Linked DNA regions of Mus musculus: region 1 is linked to region 2. Evidence: chromatin loops called from intact Hi-C (ENCODE). Cell type or tissue: left cerebral cortex. All regions are shown on one strand.

What was found. Hi-C counts contacts between places; a loop is a spot of excess contacts. Peaks named below come from ENCODE experiments on the same cell type or tissue, not always from the same donor. Only the 100,000 strongest peaks of a DNase experiment are listed, where the experiment ranks them.
Region 1: a loop joins it to region 2, with 1.8 times the contacts of the local background. A loop is called at or near these places in 1 of 42 quality-filtered maps.

What each region holds. Positions count from the first base shown.
Region 1 is chr11:79,183,660-79,186,159 of GRCm38, forward strand. It overlaps Gm30413 (a long non-coding RNA gene), which reads right to left. Exons shown (of 4, transcript XR_388876.3): 3 at 501-535; 4 at 1-85. Among named protein-coding and RNA genes, the nearest start is that of Gm30413, 7.4 kb to the right of the region's middle. In left cerebral cortex, a CTCF peak has its summit at 1,017 (motif pointing right); a DNase peak (open chromatin) is centred at 733.
Region 2 is chr11:79,078,924-79,081,423 of GRCm38, forward strand. The region is part of intron 1 of Ksr1 (kinase suppressor of ras 1); the gene reads right to left. Among named protein-coding and RNA genes, the nearest start is that of Gm11201, 57 kb to the left of the region's middle. In left cerebral cortex, no CTCF peak of the experiment used is centred here; DNase peaks (open chromatin) are centred at 1,338 and 2,248.

The DNA.
Region 1 (2,500 bases), 100 kb after region 2:
AATCCACCTGTTGCCCCATCAATGGCAGCAGATGCTCGGCAGAGGCTGGGACATCTCAGAAGGAGGTAGACAGGGGCTTCCCGGGCTGAAAAGGTACCAAGAGTTCCTTAGGGAAGTCAGGAAGAGCTCGTCCGAGCAGCACATTGCAGCTGGTCTGAAAGCCAAGAAGATGGACACCCATACTAGGGAGTGAGGGACCCTAAAGGCTGGGGGCCAAAATGGGGCTACAATGACCTGATGCAAGCTTGCTCTGCATGGAGGGTGATCATCTGGCTCCTAGGGAAGTCACAGAGCCAAGTCAAGTGTTTCGCAGAGCATCCTAATGAAGGGGTTAGTCACATTCAAGAGGTCCCAAGGGAAGAACGAGGCTAATGAGAGGGGCCTACAGAAGTCTGTCCAAACAGAGCGGAGCTCGCTGATAGCACTACTAAACCTTTCCAGCAGTGTAGTTGGAGGTAGTGAGTCCCCCAGCAATGGGAGCCTTTAAGCAGATCACTAACCTTGTCTGCCCTCTGTGTCAGCTCCCCCTGAAGTCCTGTGGAAGGAAATATGCAGAAACTCAGCTTTGCTCTTCACAGGTGGCACTCAGAGACCAGAAAAGACTGAATACTGCGCCCAAGGTCACCAGAAAGCAGCAGGACCAGAAACAGCCTTGTCTGCTCCACCACCCAAGCTCTAGACTTCCCCATCTGGTTCCCCAATTGGTGTCCAGACTGGCACTATTTTTAACTGGTTCCCTTGGCCAGGATGGAGAATGACTACAGGCTGGGCTAGTGCTGGCTTCTGGAGCTCAGGTGAGGCTAGAAGGGAGCCAATGGCCTGTCCTTGCACCCAGACTTGTCATGTGTGGCTAAAGGAGGATTCGAGTGTGCCAATACAGTTACCCAGCCTGGTGTTGTCCCTGCACCTGTGAGGAGGGACTGTCACAGTGATGCAGGAATGTGCTCTGATGGTAGGGCTCTACCCAAAGGAAACCGTCTTGATTTCATCTAGGAAACATTCAAAATGCACAAGAGAATATTGTCCTCCAGGCCACTAGGGGGCTTCAGCTGAAGCACCATAGAACTTTGTTTTCTCTCTCTCTCTCTCTTCCTTCCTTCCTTCCTTCCTTTCTTCCTTTCTTCCCTCCCTCCCCACTCCTTCCTTCCTTCCTTCCTTCCTTCCTTCCTTCCTTTCTTTCTTTCTTTCTTTCTTTCTTTCTTTCTTTCTTTCTTTCTTTCTTTCTTTCTTTCTTGTTTTTGTTGTTTGTTTGTTTGTTTGTTTGTTTGTTTGAGACAGGGTTTCTCTGTATAGCCCTGGCTGTCCTGGAACTCACTTTGTAGACCAGGCTGGCCTCGAACTCAGAAATCCACCTGCCTCTGCCTCCCGAGTGCTGGGATTAAAGGCGTGTGCCACCATGCCCGGCTTATGAGCTTTGTTTTCTAAAGTAAATTTCTGCAAATATCTGCCCACATACAGCTAGGCAAGGCAGCTCACACCTGTAATCTCAGCATTTAGTCAGGGCAGACAGGAGGGTCAAGGGTTTACAGATAGACAGAGGAACATTAGACTTTGTCTGAAAAAAGGAGGGGCTGGTGAGATGGCTCTGACAGTAAATCCACTTGCTTCCAAGCTAACCACCCTAGTTTGATCCTTGGAACCCACATGATGGAAGGAGAAACCTGACTCCTTCAAATTGTACTCTCCACGCATGTGCCTCCCATGCTAAATAAATGGATATAATGAAAAAAAAAATGAATGCAATAAAGTCAGCCCAAAGCTCCTTGGAGACTTTTGTGGTTGTTACTGTTGTTTCTTAGATTTATTTTTATGTATACCTGTTTGTTTCTCTCTCTCTGTGTGTGTGTGTGTGTGTGTGTGTGTGTGTGTGTGTGACATGTGTGCAGGTGCCTTCTGAGGCCAAAAGAAGGCTTTGAGCCTCCCACATCTGGAGTTACAGGCAGTTCTGTGCTGGGAACCGAACTCTGGTCCCCTGAAGTAGCAGAGTGCCCTTAACCACAGAGCATCTCTCCAGCACAGATGTAATTCTAACATTTTTTTTAAGTTCTAAAATGGTGTGTGTGCATGAATAGCGGGTGTATTCACACATGTGTGATAGGTAGCACTGGGGTTGCAGGCTTGCGTGCATGGCTAGGCCTGACTTTTGACATTGCTGTTGAGAGTTGAACTCAGTTCCCTATGCTCACCTGCTAAACCAGCTCCCCAGCCTGACGTTGATTTTGTGGTTTTGCCCCCTGGGCTTCTGGAGATAAAACCCAGGGTGTTATGTAGGCTACACAAGTGCTTTCCCAACCCGGGCACAAACACTACACCAGTGCTCTGTCACGGAGCCACAGCCTCAGTCCTTTTTATATTTGTGAATGGGAGGTCCCATTCCCTGTCCCCTCACTTCAGAGAGTATGCTCCTCCCGCATCCCCCTTCCCCAGGGGCTTCAAGTCTCTTGAGGTTGGGTGCATCTTCATCCACTGAGGCCAGACCAGGCAGTCTTCTGCTATAGAT
Region 2 (2,500 bases):
GCAAGGATCCTCAAAAGCCTCCTGTTTATCTCCAACATCCAACCTACCTGGTTATGGCCCTTGTTCTGTCCTCTGAGGGAGGCACCAGGTCAGGTGGCCCCATACCACCGCCCATGTGGCACAGACTGGATCAGTTTCCCTATCTGCCTGTTCCCTGTGGACTCCTCTGCCAGTGTTCTCTCCAACACCCAGGACACAGCAAGTGCTCAAGGAACAAGAGCCTGTGAGTATCACACTTCAGCTCAGCCAGCAAGAACAACTCAGTGCACAGAGGCATAAGGACCTCTGGTACCTCCACAAAAAGCACCTCTTTCCAGAGAGCTGACTCTTGCAAATGACATCAGCTCCACCCTAAAGTTGCAGGGCCTAGGATTGTGAAGTCCCTTCTATAGGAGACTTATAAACTAGAGAGCTGGACTGGGAAAGTGGCTCAGATGTTGCCTGTTGCAGGGCAACCCTGTGGCCCAAGGCTCCATGTCCAAATACAGGGCAGGAGATTAAGTCTACGGTAGCAGATGTAATTGATGTAGGAATATACAGGGGCCAATGGACGGCAGGAACAGGCTGAGGCAGACGCCAGAGTCATTCAGAGGCAGGCTCCCTGGGTTATGAAAATCATGAAATTGTGTCAGTGTTCAATTACAAACCTGGCAGTAGGAAACATGCCCCCGTTTACATAGTGCCTAACTCCTCTTGCTGGATTCTCAATGGCAATTTTTGGAGGTAGGGATCTTTTTTGGGGTAACATTCCAGTCATCGTACAACTCCAGTCCTAGCCATAATAGTAGAGTATCTTTCCCCTCACAAAATAAGCACAAGAAACTAAAAAACATTACAGACTCTTACATACTTAAAAAGATTCTATTATTTTTCTTCATTCTTTTGAAATCGGGCTGTAGTTGTGTAGTTCTGTCTGGCCTAGAACTCACTCTGTAGACCAGGCTGGCCTTTATCTCACATAGATTCGCCTGCCTCTGCCTCCCAAGTGCTGGGATAAAAGGTGTGTGCCACCACACCTGCCTTATTTTTATGTATGTATACATGTTTGTGTCTGTGTTCATATATGTACATGGGGGTCTCTGGGGAGTGTCAGATCTGCTGGGGCTAGAGTTAAAGGTGGCTGTGAAGCGTCCTACAGAAGTGCCAGGTCCTCTCTGCAGAAGTGCTCTTAACCACTGGACCACCCTCCCGGTTCCCTTCCCTTGCTTTGGCTGGGATGCTCATTTACTCAAAACTAAGCTTAGAACAGCAAAGCTATGCTGAGCTGGGGTTGCTGAGCAGCTGGCTTGGCTCACTCGCAGGCTAAGGACACCTGCCTGCCATACCAGCCTTAGCAGAACGACAAGCTCTTCACAGTCACTCAGCACATGCTAAGCCCACGTGACACGGAGCTACATTTTACTATTCCCAGCTCACGAATGACAACACCAAGAACTTTGTTGTAATTTTTGAATCACATAGTTACAGCAATGACCTAGTCTGGTGCTCTGCCCCCAAGGCCCACATAATCTCCAAAAATATTGACTCCTTGATACTTCAGCTGGGCTCAGCTGGGCTGACCACTCACACTGGGGATAGCACTGAGAAAGACTTGTGACCCAAATCCAGCAATACCCAGACTGTACCAGGACCTGTGCATAAAAGCCACAGCATTCGCGTATCTCCTAAGTGGCTCTGTTCATACAAACAGATCACCATCTCTGGTCTGACTTGCAATAACCCTTGAGCTACACCTGATCCCTGGTCCCAAATCAGCTCTAAATTTAGTTAAGCCTGCCATTCCCCTGCCCAGTACCCATAGCTACCCTTCTAAAGTCTTAGCATATCTTCTAGCCAATAGACTAGGTCCCAGCTCACCAGCACCCTTTGTCTTTCCTCCCACATGGTTAGCAACACACACACACACACACACACACACACACTATTAAGTGGATGTCCATAGCAGTTCTTGCTACAACCAAATTCCTTTCTGCATCCTTCTAACCTCTGGAAGTCAGTAAAGCTGTCATGACCCACTACACCCAGCACAGCTCAATGGTTCCTAAAGCCACTGTCCCTCCTTGCTGCCCCTCTGCCCAGGGAATGTTCCCTTCCAGCTTCCATCTCTCCAAAGCTGGATGCTTCTGGGGACATCCTGCCAGCCCAGCTGGCTAAGTACTCTGGTCCGACTTCTGTGGCCAACATGTTGCAAAACAGTTTCTGGGAATGCAAGGAGGGCTCGGGGGACTGCCACACAGATGCTGGCTCCACACACAGGCACGGGCTGACCACAGCACTTGGCCCTAGAGGTGGCCCTTGGCTCTCAATCAAACCCTGCAAGGGTCTCAGAAGGGCTGACATTAGCAGTAGAAGGGCAGAGTGAGACCATCAGCCAGGGATGGAGAGGTAGGCAGCAGAGAGAACACCAGTGACCCCACACTAAGGGTTTTGCAATAACCTTCCCTGGTGGCTCCTTGGGGAAGCTGCCAGCCCATGAATTTTTACAGAGACAACCTCCCTG